Regions from separate parts of the Homo sapiens genome. Here region 2 is linked to region 1. A link is a loop called in an ENCODE intact Hi-C map of the cell type or tissue named here. Cell type or tissue: sigmoid colon. All regions are shown on one strand.

Region 1 (8,000 bases):
CATTTTCACCCACCACTGACAAGACACCAACCGTGGAAAGGATTCACCCGACTCAACAGGCACTATGGACCTTCCTGGGCTTCCTTCTCCCTTGTTCATGGCAGGCAACATTGGTACACAAGGGCAGCTTTTTCTTTTTTTAACTCAAGTTATTAATGTATCTCCGCAACTCCCACACCGTGCTGACCTGATAATCACTGCTCTAGTGAAGATCATGCAAATGAAAAGCATAATTAATTGCACAAATGATTTAAAAAGGAGCGCTGTGGCTTTGCAAATAAATAAAGGCAGTTGGGAGGACAGGTCAGATAAATGCTTTTTATAGGCTGGGCTCCCTTCACCCCCACCCCCGCCTCCTGGTCCCGGTGGTCCAGACTTTGACTGCAGCCAGCCTGGCCAAGGCGAGCACCTTCCGTTCCTCCTCCCCTAACGCCTCCCCTTCAACCTTATTCCGGAGTCCCCCTAACTCCACCTCACCCCACCCCAACCTCACCCCACCCCAGTGGTGTATACCCGCTGCTAGACTCTGTGCTAGGTCAAAGCTCCGGGGAGACTGGGCAGCCACCTAATATTTAACCAGCTACTACATATCCAGTTATTCAGAAAATAACTGGTCCTCCCAGTCGCCACTACGCTTCCTGCACATCAGGAAGAAGCATTTTATCTGTGGCTATTGGACCTGTGAAGGAGGTCCAATCCTTCCGATTAGCGCTAATGACCGAATTGTTTCCCTGGCTTTGCCTGCTAAACAGAGCAACTTGAGCAGTTGCTCAGATCAAAGCTCCCGGGAGAGGCAAGATGGGAGAAACAATATTTGTTCAAAGGAAGTGAACTCTTCCCTTTAATTACCCTATTCTTCTTTATTAGGAATCGTATTGAATTTTTTTGCAAAAAAATTATGTTGGTTTAACCATAGTGTATTTATGATGTAAATATATTCCAAGATGAAAACGTCACGGATCAATTGTAAAGGACCCGGATACATAATTTTAAAAAATCAGTTTCAGTGTATATGAGGTTCTCACCCCACTTTCGCTGCTCAGTCAGATTTGTTTATGCAGAATCGACATTTAATAGTGCTAATTGCACTCCAGTTAAATTGCCCTGATTGCAGAAAGGGAAGCAATTTTCGTGCTCTCTGTCTGGGTTTGGAAGAAATTGTTTTATATTCACCTCTTTATAAAGAAGTGGAGATAAGGCACCGGGGCCTTTGCACAAATTGCACTTAGGGGCTGACTGGCAGCATTCAGGCGCTATAATAGAGCATTATTTGGCCGTTTTGAATAATGTAAAGCGTTTGCTGAAAGCTATTCTCCTGAAAATTGCTTTAACTTTTAAAAGGGTGATGATTCACTCCAAACCAGGCCTTTGTTACATTGTCATTATTTCCCCAAATGTTTTAACAGTCAGCTCAACACTTTAGCATAACACATTGATCTTTGTTTAAAAACTAGATTTTTTTAGAGGATGAAAAAAATCTGTCAGACGAAAAAAATCTGGACTTCCTCCGAAAGATTTCCTTGGGGCCCCACCTTAGAGTTGAAGTGGCCCGGGTGTTTGCCTGCGTTCGTTTGGAAGATTTCCCTAACTTTTATTGTGATGCAGACGCGTGTATCTAAAGGAATATGCGAGTGCCCACGTCTAGAGTCTGACAGCTGGAACTACGGGGAAAACGGCGGGAGGGGGAGGGGAGGGGATCCGAGGGGAGGAGGAGAAGAGGAAGGCGAGCAGGGCGCCGGAGCCCGAGGTGTCTGCGAGAACTGTTTTAAATGGTTGGCTTGAAAATGTCACTAGTGCTAAGTGGCTTTTCGGATTGTCTTATTTATTACTTTGTCAGGTTTCCTTAAGGAGAGGGTGTGTTGGGGGTGGGGGAGGAGGTGGACTGGGGAAACCTCTGCGTTTCTCCTCCTCGGCTGCACAGGGTGAGTAGGAAACGCCTCGCTGCCACTTAACAATCCCTCTATTAGTAAATCTACGCGGAGACTCTATGGGAAGCCGAGAACCAGTGTCTTCTTCCAGGGCAGAAGTCACCTGTTGGGAACGGCCCCCGGGTCCCCCTGCTGGGCTTTCCGGCTCTTCTAGGCGGCCTGATTTCTCCTCAGCCCTCCACCCAGCGTCCCTCAGGGACTTTTCACACCTCCCCACCCCCATTTCCACTACAGTCTCCCAGGGCACAGCACTTCATTGACAGCCACACGAGCCTTCTCGTTCTCTTCTCCTCTGTTCCTTCTCTTTCTCTTCTCCTCTGTTCCTTCTCTTTCTCTGTCATAATTTCCTTGGTGCTTTCGCCACCTTAAACAAAAAAGAGAAAAAAATAAAATAAAAAAAACCCATTCTGAGCCAAAGTATTTTAAGATGAATCCAAGAAAGCGACCCACATAGCCCTCCCCACCCACGGAGTGCGCCAAGACGCACCCAGGCTCCATCACAGGGCCGAGAGCAGCGCCACTCTGGTCGTACTTTTGGGTCAAGAGATCTTGCAAAAGAGGAGAGAAAACACGGGAGGCACAGTTCCACATCCTTGTCACTTGCACCGGCTCCGCGACAACTCGTCGTTTGCACCCGAGGGTTTGGGGTTGGTAGTTTAATTTTTTTTTTTTCCTAAGAAGCAGGGTGTGGGTTTAGTGGGGAGTGTGCTATATTAAAACCAGTGCCCAGGTCTGCCCGAGGGCGCTGGTATTTCTGGTTCAAAAACAGCTTCTGGCTACCCTGGAGAAGAAAGAGAAAGCGGGGCCCAGAAAGAGAAAAACAAGCAGGTCAGCGGTTGCTGGGGGACTCGAAGACGCACCCTGGTCTGCTTGAGGACGCCTCTTTTCACACTGACAAGGTCCAGGGAGGACTTCAGGATGCTTCCAGCCTGCAAAATGTGGAAGCGCCCACGTGTGGCCTGGTCCTCCGCCCTCCCGGGTGAAAGTCCTGGAGAGATTTCTCGGGCGCGTCCGTGAAAGCAGGGCACTAATGGGGAGCCTACCTCTTAAAACAGCGCACTTGCCCTACGGACGAGCCTCTAGGCCCTGGTGGTCTGGAATGGGAGTGGGTTGGAGCTGGGACAAGAAAACTCCACTCCAGGATGAAACGCGACATGCAAATCTTCACCGGGTTAAACAAACAGCCGAGCAAGCTGCAGCTTCAGCGGAGGTGGAGGTGGGGGCGGACGCCGCTCGCGCCGGTCTCTGTTTCCAAAGTTGTTACAGTGAGAAAATAAGCGGCTTCGTGCAGCGTGTTGTATGGGCTGATGCCTCCCACCCCCATGCCAGCCCACAGCAAAACCCGGCAGATAATCAGCACATCCCACTGTTTAGTCATATTTGACAACTGGGTTAACCTGGTATCTAAGCGCTGGCGAAACCGTACAAAGGGTGCCCTCAATTACCACCAGAAGCCTCTAGCGTGAGTGGCACTTGTATTACCCCCCGGGTCAGAGGCCAGAGCGACAATTAGGAAGTCACTTACACCGCTGGGGGGAAATGGCGGGATGCAGCAGGCTCCAGGCCCTCCCAACAAATCTGTGGATGTAGATCTGTACAGAGAGGCCTATTTCGCTCCTCTCGGAGGAGCTGTCCCTTCGCGCCCCCTCCCCAGTATAACTGTGAGAGTGAAATTGAATCTAGTGGAATAAGGAATTGGGTAGAAGACACACGAAAATGATAAAAATCACAAGCAAGAATGATAGATACAAGCTGAAGTTGTGTTCTGTAGGCAAAAGCCTGGACACACAAAGTGAGGGCTCACATTTCCGTCTCCACTTGGGCCCTGCTGGTGCGGGCTGTGTCTGGGTGTCTCCTCCCCTCCTGCCTCCTTTCCTACAAGTGGGGAGTCGAGTAGGACTGTCAGCCCTAACTTGCAACATCTCGGGGTGGTTTGTGTGTGGGGGGGTGCTTGTGGCTCGGTTTCATTGGTACTTAAACCTGGCTTGGTGCGTGAGTGTAAATTTTTAATTGCACTGTAATTTCTTCAGTCCCCAGCCCGCCCTCGCCCCCCCCCCGCAAGTATCCCCCACTACTCCCCCCCACCCCCGCGGCCCTAGCTAGCTGACTTGACTGGCACGCGCCGGGAGCCCGGGCTCGGGCCCCTCGGAGCGTCTGATTGGCTGCGGGGCAGCTCCGGTCTGCTCTGCCTGCGCCCTCATTGGGCGAGAGGCGCAGCCAGCGGCACTTCAAAGCGGGTGCTCCTCGCACTTAGGCTGAGTTTAGCCGGCGGGAGCCTGGAGTCCGCTCGGCACGAGCGCGGGGACGCGGGAGCCGCGCGGGACCCAAGCAGTTTTTCCGAGCAGCCGCCAGGCTCAGCCCCGCTCCCAGCCTCGCTGCGCAGCCAGAGACCTGCTATGGCCACGTCTATACTCGGGGTAAGTCGCAAGCGCGGCAACGCATTTGCTTGTTTTAACCGGAGTAATTTTTCGTTATGGCTTCTGGGGTCTGCGGCTCCGGAGAAACTGTTGCTGCTAGACTGCAGCTTCAGCTTCTATTAGCACTTTCCACATTTCTGGGACTGATTTTTCCCCAAGTTTTTGGAACCCAGAAAGATGCCTTTGCAAGAAAAGGCCTTCTTAATCAAGTCCTTTTTCATTTGGTTTCAAAAAAAAGCTAGAGGTTTCTTTTCTTCCCCTCGTGATTTATACCCCATCCCCCGCATTGCTTTGGGGATTTTGTTGCAATTATGCGACAATGGTGTTTCCAGAAAACAGTCTTAATCGTTTTGCAGTCCATCTAGTCACGCTAATAAACATTTACATTTCCGCGGCTCCCCAATTCGCCCATGACTTTGAAATCTGTCTCTGGCCGCTTATCCTCGGATTATTGTTTTCATAATCGCTGTTTTTGTGTGTATGTAAACTTTAAAACCAAACGTTTTCTATTAAAAAAGAAAAGTCAAGTCGTAGCCACCCTGGGAGAGCTGCAAGTTTCGCCCGTCCCTGGCAGCTGTTTCGGCCGCCTCCGCCCTCACCCGGTGTTTGTTGTCTCTGGTCTCTGTGTTTACCTTCGCGCTTCACCCCGAAGGGCGACTTGGGGTCTTCTGGGAGATGAGCCGGTTTACGGCGACAACCCAAGTCCGGTTGTAGGCAGGGTTGCAGCGGGGAACACGGAGGCATCTTTGATTTATAGCCTCAGCGAAGTGCAACTTTCCGGCGCCTGGACCTTCGCCCGGGTGATCGCCCCTGCTCCGCGCCCGGTGCGGCGACTCCTCCGCGGGCGCGTGGGGAGGAGGCGCGAGGCGGGGAGCCAGGACCCCCCGGGAGCAGCCGCAGGGGACGAGGCTGCTCACGGGTGCACTTTGTTTCTTCCCCCACTTCCTCTTGCCCTCCTCCTTCTTGCTCCCTCCCCCATCCCACCCACTCTAGGAAGAGCCGCGCTTCGGAACGACCCCGTTGGCCATGCTGGCGGCGACCTGCAACAAGATCGGCAACACGAGCCCGCTGACGACGCTGCCAGAGTCGAGCGCCTTCGCCAAAGGCGGCTTTCACCCCTGGAAGCGCTCCTCGTCCAGCTGCAACCTCGGCTCCAGCCTCTCGGGCTTCGCGGTGGCCACCGGGGGCCGTGGCTCGGGCGGCCTGGCGGGCGGCTCGGGCGCCGCCAACAGCGCCTTCTGCCTGGCCTCCACGTCGCCCACGTCGTCCGCCTTCAGCAGCGACTACGGCGGCCTCTTCTCCAACTCGGCGGCTGCCGCGGCGGCAGCGGCCGGGGTGTCCCCGCAGGAGGCGGGTGGCCAGTCGGCCTTCATTTCCAAGGTGCACACGACGGCAGCCGACGGGCTGTACCCGCGCGTGGGCATGGCGCACCCGTACGAGTCCTGGTACAAGTCGGGCTTCCATTCGACGCTGGCGGCCGGCGAGGTGACCAACGGCGCGGCGTCGTCGTGGTGGGACGTGCACAGCAGCCCGGGCTCGTGGCTGGAAGTGCAGAACCCCGCTGGGGGGCTCCAGAGCTCGCTGCACTCGGGCGCCCCCCAGGCCTCGCTGCACTCGCAGCTGGGCACCTACAACCCCGACTTCAGCTCGCTCACGCACTCCGCCTTCAGCTCCACGGGCCTCGGCTCCTCCGCCGCCGCCGCCTCCCACCTGCTCTCCACCAGCCAGCACCTGCTGGCCCAGGACGGCTTCAAGCCGGTGTTGCCCTCCTATTCGGACTCCAGCGCCGCCGTGGCAGCCGCCGCCGCCAGCGCCATGATATCGGGCGCCGCGGCTGCCGCCGCCGGGGGGAGCTCGGCACGCTCTGCCCGCCGCTACTCGGGCCGCGCCACCTGCGACTGCCCCAACTGCCAGGAGGCGGAGCGGCTGGGCCCGGCCGGGGCGAGCCTGCGGCGCAAGGGCCTGCACAGCTGCCACATTCCGGGCTGCGGCAAGGTGTACGGGAAGACGTCGCACCTGAAGGCGCACCTGCGCTGGCACACGGGCGAGCGGCCCTTCGTGTGCAACTGGCTCTTCTGCGGCAAGCGCTTCACGCGCTCGGACGAGCTGCAGCGGCATCTGCGGACTCACACGGGCGAGAAGCGCTTCGCCTGTCCGGTGTGCAACAAGCGCTTCATGCGCAGCGACCACCTGAGCAAACACATTAAGACGCACAACGGGGGCGGCGGGGGCAAAAAGGGCAGCGACAGTGACACGGACGCCAGCAACCTGGAGACGCCCCGTTCCGAATCCCCCGACCTCATCCTGCATGACTCCGGCGTCAGTGCCGCCCGGGCGGCGGCAGCGGCGGCGGCGGCAGCGGCGGCGGCGGCGGCGGCGGCCTCCGCGGGAGGCAAGGAAGCAGCGTCTGGCCCCAACGACTCTTAGAGGCCGGGCGAGAGGCGCGAGCACACAAGCGAGTAGAGACACCGAGAACGAACGAGAGGTTCGGAGGGCGAGCGAGCGGGAGGCGGGAGGGCAGGGGCTTCAGTGACGCCCCCAGGGCCCGGGCTGGGCGCGAGGTGGAGCCGCTCAGGGCTCCCGGGCTGCGGTTCGCCCGCTGTGCGAGGAGCTCCCCTCTGCCTTCCGCGCCCGGATAAGAATCGAACGCGTGGTCCGGAAACAAAAGCGAACCATCCTCCGACACAAACACTTTAAAAACTGTACTCCCAGACGTACACATACACCGGAGACCTACAACCACAAGCACGCACACTCGCGCGCGCACACACATACCACTCGCCCAAACTTCTCGAGCGAAGAGCAATACATAGAAAGGCTCCCTCTTTGCCCACTCTCCACCTCCCTCCAACACCCGTCTCTTTCCTTTTCTCAAAAACAAGCCACCACCCAGCAAAGGACTGTCAGAACATTTGAAAACAAACGGGACCGATAAAAACACCCTTTGTTTGGATTATATTATATATAAAATGCTCCAAGTCCTGCCTGATATCTACTTACAATGAGACTTTTTTCCTAAAAAAGGAAGCATCAAAAGGCTTAAGGTGAGAAATTAAACTGGAAGTCTAGCGACAGTTTCTCTGTATTTCATAACATCTGTATAAATAGGGTTCAAAAGATTGTGTTCTCTTTTATTTTCTTGTAAATGTTCATTCGAATAGAGTTTTTTTGGGTGAATCCCTGAAATTCAGGGAGTTTTTTTTAATTTTCTGATGCACTTTGTGAAAGTCAGTATATATGTAAAAGATATTTAAAATGTTGAGTTATCATTTCACTCACAAACACGTAAGTTAAGGTCATCTAAAGAAATTAAATGCGTTTATCTGTATCAAGAAAATCTTGACATCATATTTTCATTTTGGTATTATTAAAGGACTCTGAACAATACATTTCCTTTTTTAAAAATCCTGTTTCCCCCTCAATAACCTTTTCGTGGGTCGATTTTTTTTTCGGTTGGGAAAAAATTCCCTTAATGTTAGTTGTAGGTAATGTAAAGTTTATGTGGGTTATAAAAGCCATACTACATATACGTTTTTGAGAAGTCAAAATTATTTATTTGTATATCAACAACATAAATTAAATTGGGTTGTAAGGACGTGTAGTTGTATTACTTAATGTGAAGGCTCTCAAAAGGTGACATTTTAAAACTCTGGAG
Region 2 (8,000 bases), 1.1 Mb before region 1:
TAGAAATTTGTGATCCTATATACAATATAGGACTTTTAAAGTTGTGACATTCTGGCTTTTTCTTTTAATGAATACTTTTTAGTTTGTATTTGACTTTATTTCCTTTATTCAAATCATTTTTAAAAACTTACATTTTGAACAAACACTCTTAACTCCTAATTGTTCTTTGACACGTAGTAATTCTGTGACATACTTTTTTTTTCTTATAGCAATACACTGTAATATCAGAAATGGTTGGCCTGAGCAACCTAGTAAGACCTCGTCTCTACTAATAATTAAAAAACTAGCTGGCATGGTAGCACACACCTGTAGTCCCAGATACTTGGGAGGCCAAGGCAGGAGGATTGCTTGAGACCTAGCAATCAGTCAGGGCTGCAGTGAGCCATGATGGCACCACTGCACTCTAGCCTGGGCAAGAGAACAAGATCCTGTCTCAAAAAACAAAAAAAAGAAAGAATTGATAGTACAAAATCCAACAACAATACTGAGATGATCTAAGAAGGTTATAACAAAATGCTCTTCAGAAATACCTAAGTGCTGAGAATTTTTAGTACTAAAGAGCACAGCTGCTCAAAGTAAAGCCTGAGCAGTGTTCTCAGTAATGTATTTGAAGGAAAAATACCCTGATTTGAAACCAACAGCAGATGTTGCAAACTTTCATACCACTGCTGGCCATGGAAGCCTCTTAACAACACACTGTCATTTAAGGCTGTGCTTGTGCTTTATACAAAGAGAAAGAGGTGGTCTTAAGGGGATGCTTCCAGGGGGGTGAGTTCATGCCTCTCCTGTATTTTCCAGCAAGTGGGGTATGTGTGGTGGTTTGTTTTTTAGAGGGGCATAATAATCCAGGATTCTAAGCATATGCTCAGCTATTTTAAAGAGGAAATTAAATATTATAAAAGAAATAGTAAAGATAAGTTATCCTCACTTAGGCAAAAGCACAGGTCCTTTCCATATCAAGTTTAGCCTACCAGGGTTGTTTTTTGTTTTAACCCTGCTTAATAATGTTGGTGTTTTAGAAGTAGATACAGGCACTGCTCTGAAAACCTGGCTAGCCAAGGATATTCTCAGAATGTTATCACCTGTTTGTCAAAGCTTGTTTAAATTATAAAACACTTTTAATTATATATATGAGGCAAAAGAACTAAGACTTTTTTCAAACTAAATTAGAAAGGAGTGTCATTATTTGACTGTTAAACCAAAATATTTTTGGTGGGTCTTTTTATGGAAGTTTAAAGAAAGGACATCATCATAGATATGATCTAACAGTATTTCTAACTATATTTGATCATTAAAAGCCTCTTGGAATTTGAAGCGTGACGTGTTTCTAATGCCCCTTGAGAGGTGAAAAATACCACATAATGATCAGTATGCTGTGCCAGCTTCATTTGGGGAGAAATAACTAGTAGAAAGTTCTGGGTGTGAGGTGTACAGCAGTCTAGGTGGCATAGTGATGAAGAAAGGGATCAGAGTCTGACTGTCACTCAGAATCCTGGGCTCAGTTGCTTGACAACCTTGGGAAAATTGTTTTATCTTTGTGCGTCTGTTTGCTGATCTTCAGCGTGGGAATAATAACAGTACCTACTTGAAAGGATCATTGTGCGGATTAAAAGAAATAATATATGTAAAGCACTTTAACACAGCACCAGGCCCACGGAAAGTGGCTAATGTTAGCTACTATGAATGGTGCCAGTGAAGACACTGAAAAATAAGTGATTTCAGTAACCTTCTGGAAAGCTATCAGTTTCAAATAATATTTTCTCTGTAGTATGAGATGAAATTAAAAGTGGATAGCTTTCAGGAAAGATAAAGAGAACATGCTTAGAATGTAAGCTAAACAGATTTTTTCTGTTGCTCTTTGAAAACTATGAGCCCTGGCCAGCTTAACCTGGTCTGAGGTGAGACTAAACACAAAAACAGTAGATAAATCTCTCCCTAAAAGATGGATTCCCCCACATACCCATGCTACTAGTTTCTCTGTCTATTCACACATATGTACAAATACATGAACACAGCCTGTCTGTGCTCAGACATAGAGAAGTACTACCTGACTTGAGTCAATGCACCCAAGAAGAAAAGCTTGGAGTAGAGCAGAAGGGAGGGCTTGGGACTCCTGTCTTTCCAGCATGCCCTGGGGTGCAGTGGTCAGCCACCTGAAGAGAGAGCCAATAGCATGGGGTTTACAAGGCAAAGATAGTCATTCATTCAACACATATTCATAGAGCTCCTTCTCTGTGCCAGACACTGTTCTGGAAGATAGCTAGATGAAAATCTTTGCACTCACAGAGCTTACATGCCAGTGAGTGAAGATCGATGATAAATAAAGCAAATGCATCATATGTTCACATTTGATAAGTATATGCCAAAAAATGAAGCCGGGAAGGAGGACAAGGCCCATGGGTGGGTGTTGAGGTTTTTAAAGTGTGGTCAGGAAAGGCCCCACTGATAAGGTAACATTTGAGCAAGTCTGAAAAAGGCAAGGGGATCTTTGGGGCTAACTTCGGGATCCCTGCACTTTATGTAAGAATGTAAACCTGGAGTCTCATTTAAGAATGATCAGCAATACGTTTAGAACATATGAACTGAATGAAATGGACATTTTTTCTTAATTTATGTATAAATCCATATGATTATACATAAAGTTCTGATGCATTAATAAAAGCAGCCAAATAGGGCCAAAGAGAAAAATAACAGGACTCTGTACTGGACCTAACTTTATCATTAATTAGGTAATATTTTCCTCATTTCTTTACTGCTGCCATTTTCCTCACCAGTATTCCAGAGATGGTCATAGCTCATTACTCTACCACCAAGAACCTAAAAGGAATTAGAATACAGCAGAATTGGCCTCAGTGAAGAGCTTAAAATTGTTCTCCTCGTAGAACTGGACTATTGATCATTACCACGTGACGTTGGCTCTATTACTTTCTGTTCCCAATGTCCTTCTAGTGGTTTGAAAATGTTAAAACATCCCTAAAATCTAAATCATATAATCAGAATTCTATAGTGTCCCACTCTATCTGTAAAGATCATTTGGAAGACTTTAGACTCTATTAATTTTAAAAGGAATATTTATTAGCCATATGCAGAATTTCTAATGATGATATTGTACAGCTTCTAATTCACTTTTCAGATCAGTGTTTGAAATGGCAATTATCAGTGTTGGATTTAGTTCCAACTACTTGATTTACAAAAATGTACATTTAGAGGTTAAAAGAAACAGTGAGAAATGTAAACATTCAAAATGATAATTGAATCTCTCAGTTGTGGGAATAATTATCAGAGACATGCAACTGAAAATGTCTCACCTTTCATCTTTTTTTCTTAATTCATAAAGTTATCTTGTAGAATTTGATGAGACCCTCCCTAGTCATTCTCAACTGGGGCGGTGCTGTCACCGAATGGTGTTTGAGAGTGTTGGGGCTAGGGCACATTTTTGGTTGTCACAGCAACTGGGGTGGCATTTGCTGCCCAGTGCCAGGAATAGTAACATTATGAATGCCAGGGACAGTGTGCTCAGTAAAGTCTTCCATCCAAAAGGGGCAGGGCACGGTGGCTCACGCCTGTAATCCCAGCACTTTGGGAGGCCAAGGTGGGCGGATCACCTGATGTCAGGGGTTCGAGACCAGCCTGGCCAACATGGTGAAACCCTGTTGCTACTAAAAATACAAAAATTGGCTGGGTGTGGTGTCACATGCCAGTAACCCCAGCTACTAGGGAGGCTGAGGCAGGAGAATCACTTGAACCCGGGAGGCAGAGGTTGCAGTGAGCTGAGATTGCACCACTACACTCCAGCCTGGATGACAGAGTGAGACTTCATCTCAAAAAAAAAAAAAAACAAAAAAAAACAACCCGGTAGCATTGTCCCTTCCCCACTGACAAACTTATCAAATCCAGAAGCTTTAGAGTTTCGTCTCTAATTATTTTTCTCCTGAACAAAATTACCCAAGTCAAAACAAAATGTATTTTTAGAATTACGGCAGCATACGACCTGAATTTTGTGAGTTTCGTGGCTTTATCTTAAATCACCATTTCCCTAAAAATGGTTTCTTTCTCCTTAGAAATGCTGGTGGCAACTTGATGAAACAGCCAAATGCACCAGGGCAGGTCACTTTCCCATTACACTGATTCCACAATTAAAAAAAAAAAAGAAAAAAAACTCATTGAGATAGCTACAGTTCTATAGGTTAATTTAAAGCCTCCTTTTTCTACTCATTTTTGAAAGCAAAATTACATTTTACTATTTTACATAACCAGTGAAAAGACGTTGAAAGCCTACAGCTCACTGTTTTTGGTGCTCTGGAAATGTTGAGGGTGGGTTTTTAACCAGTGATTTTTAACGTGCAGTGAATTTGTTAGACTTTTAAACACCAGCTAAGGTAGTCAAACTTGATCCCCATTAAAAATCAAGGAATTAGGGGTCGGGGGAGGGTTTAGGAGTGATCCAGAATGACCTCCCAGAATTACTGTGCGTACAACTTTATTTTTCAGAGTTTTCATTGGAATGGTAAGAGTTTTATGAAAGACAGTTTTAAAACTTATTCTGAGTTAAATATTAATACTTTAAAAAATTATTGTACTAGACTTATTGCAGCCTTTTGAAAGTAGCAGAGTTTCATCATACCACATATATAACAGAGCATAAATTTTCTATAATCAGGCACCTTTTGCTGCTTTTGAGTAAGACTGTTTTCCTGTTTAAGTGTTAAGCATCGCCAGACATAAAAATCTATTCTCTCCTCTCGATTGTAGCATAGCCTGACAGCTCTAGATACAGCATTTCTATGATGAAAAATGAGTATCCATCAGGAAATCTAGAAGACTAGCCGTGTTTTCTCAGACTCCACCTTTGTTTGCACTCTGTTGCCTGTGAGGAGCTTTCTGGCATGTGATTATTTACTTCAAAACTAGAGTTCCAAGCACCTACATTAATTATTTTATATTGTGTGCAGAATAGTATATCTTTTAATGTCAGATATGATACACTGCACATATTGCTTTTGCACTCTTAAAATTTTTGTACTAAATAATAGAAAATATTTATATTCTTTGAGTGTGAGCTTTGAATAGATGGCATTATCACTTTATTGTTTTTTTAACAAAAACTTTTTCTCAATTATTCTATTGCAATGTTATTCTGAGCAAGTCCTATGCCAAATATCTTGTATAATGTTTGTATGGAAGATTAAATTTTACTCTTGTGTGGTAAGACTATTTCAGTTACTGATTTTATAGTTGGAATTTGATATTCCAGCACAAAGTCCACAGTGTATTCAGAAATCCAAGTTGGTGTCATACATTTCATTTTGATGTGAACTTTTCTTTGCTTTCCTTTGTTCTAAGACTCCATTTTGCAATAAACGTTTTGACAGTAAATCCCTTTGTTACGTGTTGCTGTGTATATAAGATCCCTGTTAGATTGGATTCCCAACATCCTTTGAAGGAATCGTTGTCACACGCATGCAAACAAGTGTTAGCTTTTCTCTCCTAAAGTCAGTGGGAGTGTAAATAATAAATTTGTAAAGTGATGGGACAGTCATGGGGTGGATTTTTTTTTTATTCCCTAAAGAAAGAAAGGCTTAGAACTCATCCTACAGCAGATACACTGATATGTTAACAAGGTACAGAAAACATAAAGGAAATGGTAAGCCACTCTGTGGCTGGAGATCATTAACTCTTATCCCCCGTCTTGCCAAATTCAAGCTGTCATGAAGCAGTGCCTGGCTCCAGCCTTCCTCTCACTGATCTTTGCTAGCATTGTGCAAAGAATCCTGCTGGAGTGAGCGTCCAGCTGAAGCCAGTGCCTTTCCCTAGGCATCGTATTGGAGAACCATCCTCAGTGTGCAACCAACCCCCTCTCCTTTCAACATTAAAACCAAAGATTCTGGTTGTGATTAGTTATTTCATTTACAACTTCTATTCTATTCAAAAAAATACTTCTTTCTCAATTTTGTTTAGTACAACATTTAGGAATTTTATAAAAATAACACTACACATCCCCTCCCCCCAACCCAGTTTCTATAAAGGTGAGCCTTGATGCAGGAAAATATTTCTGTAACTCAGACTGTTGTTTCTTGAACGAACCAAAAAAGTTTCGTATTTCACATTTGCTTCTGTGATGGGAGAAGGGAATGGCATGATTCTGCAGCTGTGTCCAGCTGCCCTGTGAAGAGACAAAATTGTCACCTATTTTTCTTTGATCCAGTTCAGCTTTAGATTCTGTTCCTCAAATCTTTCTCCTTTCCCCATTATTAAAGCAAGTGAATGTGTGTGATGACTCCTACCCACCTCAAGTGTTTCCGAGGAGGCAAGGGCAACCCTGGAGGGAAGGGAAGCACATGCAGGTAGCAGAGTATACGCAGAACAGGATCGATTTCAGTGTGTACTTTATGTCCTGACAACTTGTCTATAAATACTCAAACCTAAACATTCATATCCATTTCAGCTAGTGGGTTTTTCCGCTTGCCTTCCCACCCTGTCTGCCTCATTTACCCTTTTTCCTCCAACATGAACTCACTGCCTTCCATTCCCATCCTTCCCTCCTGTCCCTCCCTCTCCCGCCATGCCAGGTTTTGCCTTGTTGCTTCTCTTTACCCGGAATCACCTCTCTTCTTGCCCTGAAGGACCCAGCTCAAGCCGTGCTGCCCTCCATTCTCCCATCTTATTTTATGAATCCCTTTGTGAATACATCTGTCTATGGTATACCCATAGACATTGAACTCTATACCAGAGAACTTAGCATTCCAGTAAATGCACCCTTTAATTTTATTCATTCTTTAAAATGACTCAACAAAAATTTACCAGATACCGTATGCCAGGCACTATGTTAGGCATTAAGTAAACCGAGATTCAGGTGACCTTGGAATCCCCCAGGTATAATTTATAACTGTATTAGTCCCAGTTAAATTGAAAGCTCCTTGAAGGCAGGGGCTGTGCCTTTCCTAGCAGAATTTTGAGCATGTGGGTACAAAATACCTGTAAGTTAGAAAGGTTAACTCACCTACCCTATGATTTTTATACTAACAGTAAAAGCAACCAAACTCAACTTTTTTTTGAAACTCACTCACAAGAAAATATTTGTAACAGAAGATGAGTGACAATTTGCCATATTATCTCATAAGCAATTCATTTTTGGGGGGCAAGTTAGGCTAGTTAAAGCTAATAGCTGTACCAAACTCTAATTTGACTTATAGGACACACAGACTTCTAAAAATTATGTAAGCATTTATTATTTAGATGGCCATGGGGCATATATTGAAGACAGTAAGTAGTTCTTTGGCTCTGAAAATGGTGCAGGCTGAAGTCCTCTGGAGGCATCTTCATTTGTACTTGTGAACCTCACAGGGAGGTATTTTAATCTGTTTTAGTTAGAGCAACTCTGCAGCCTGGGTTTCTTAGGACCGTACCAATTTCCCATGTCCTTCTTCATCCGTGAGTGCTAACATTTGGTTTTTAAAATATTGTGCAAATGAGATCTTTCAACACTTAGAAATTCCCCCTTGAGAACAGGCATAATACATGATCTGGTTACTAAGTGGTTGCTTTGGAATTTTCATTAATAATCCAACAGTCCTCATGTTGGCTGAGACTCTGAGGAAGACTCTAGGTCTCTGAGAAAATGTCAGAAATTGCTTGACTGCTGAGGCTTGATTGTGGGATGTAAAAACCAGGTACCAACAAAGGAATATGATACAGCTCCCAAAGTACATGAATTGTTACTGAGAGATTGGTGAACATTACTGGAGCACTGAGAACTGCCTCTTAAGGTCAGGAAAACTGTTTTCCATTCAACCCAACCTGCAGGAGGAACCAAGCCAGAGCAGCAGCTGAGAGCTGAAAGAGTGAGACAAGAGGATGAACCAAAAAGACAATGATAATATTACTTTTTTTTTTCATTTCATGCATATTTCCCATGCAGCTGCTGCCTTCCTTTGAGATTGGTGCATGGACGGAAGACGATGTGGTAAGCTCTTTGTATTCATGCCTTATTTGACTTGAGC

What was found. A loop is a pair of places that touch in the nucleus more often than their neighbours do. Peaks named below come from ENCODE experiments on the same cell type or tissue, not always from the same donor. Only the 100,000 strongest peaks of a DNase experiment are listed, where the experiment ranks them.
Region 2: it touches region 1 in a loop (3-fold over the local background); 12 of 110 quality-filtered maps call a loop at or near these places.

What each region holds. Positions count from the first base shown.
Region 1 is chr2:174,330,769-174,338,768 of GRCh38, forward strand. SP9 (Sp9 transcription factor) reads left to right here and starts at 4,186. Exons shown (of 2, transcript NM_001145250.2): 1 at 4,186-4,345; 2 at 5,339-7,732. The coding sequence starts at 4,325. The coding sequence ends at 6,772. LOC102724194 (a long non-coding RNA gene) reads right to left here and starts at 4,208. Exons shown (of 3, transcript XR_427194.5): 1 at 2,972-4,208; 2 at 2,789-2,857; 3 at 2,226-2,292. RefSeq lists enhancers at 547-1,618, 7,767-8,000 and a silencer at 6,118-6,327. In sigmoid colon, no CTCF peak of the experiment used is centred here; no DNase peak of the experiment used is centred here; H3K4me3 peaks cover 1,592 bases; H3K27me3 peaks cover 8,000 bases.
Region 2 is chr2:173,221,771-173,229,770 of GRCh38, forward strand. MAP3K20 (mitogen-activated protein kinase kinase kinase 20) reads left to right here. Exons shown (of 20, transcript NM_016653.3): 12 at 7,919-7,963. The region is part of intron 2 of MAP3K20-AS1 (MAP3K20 antisense RNA 1); the gene reads right to left. Among named protein-coding and RNA genes, the nearest start is that of MAP3K20-AS1, 56 kb to the right of the region's middle. RefSeq lists an enhancer at 352-451. In sigmoid colon, no CTCF peak of the experiment used is centred here; no DNase peak of the experiment used is centred here; H3K27ac peaks cover 543 bases.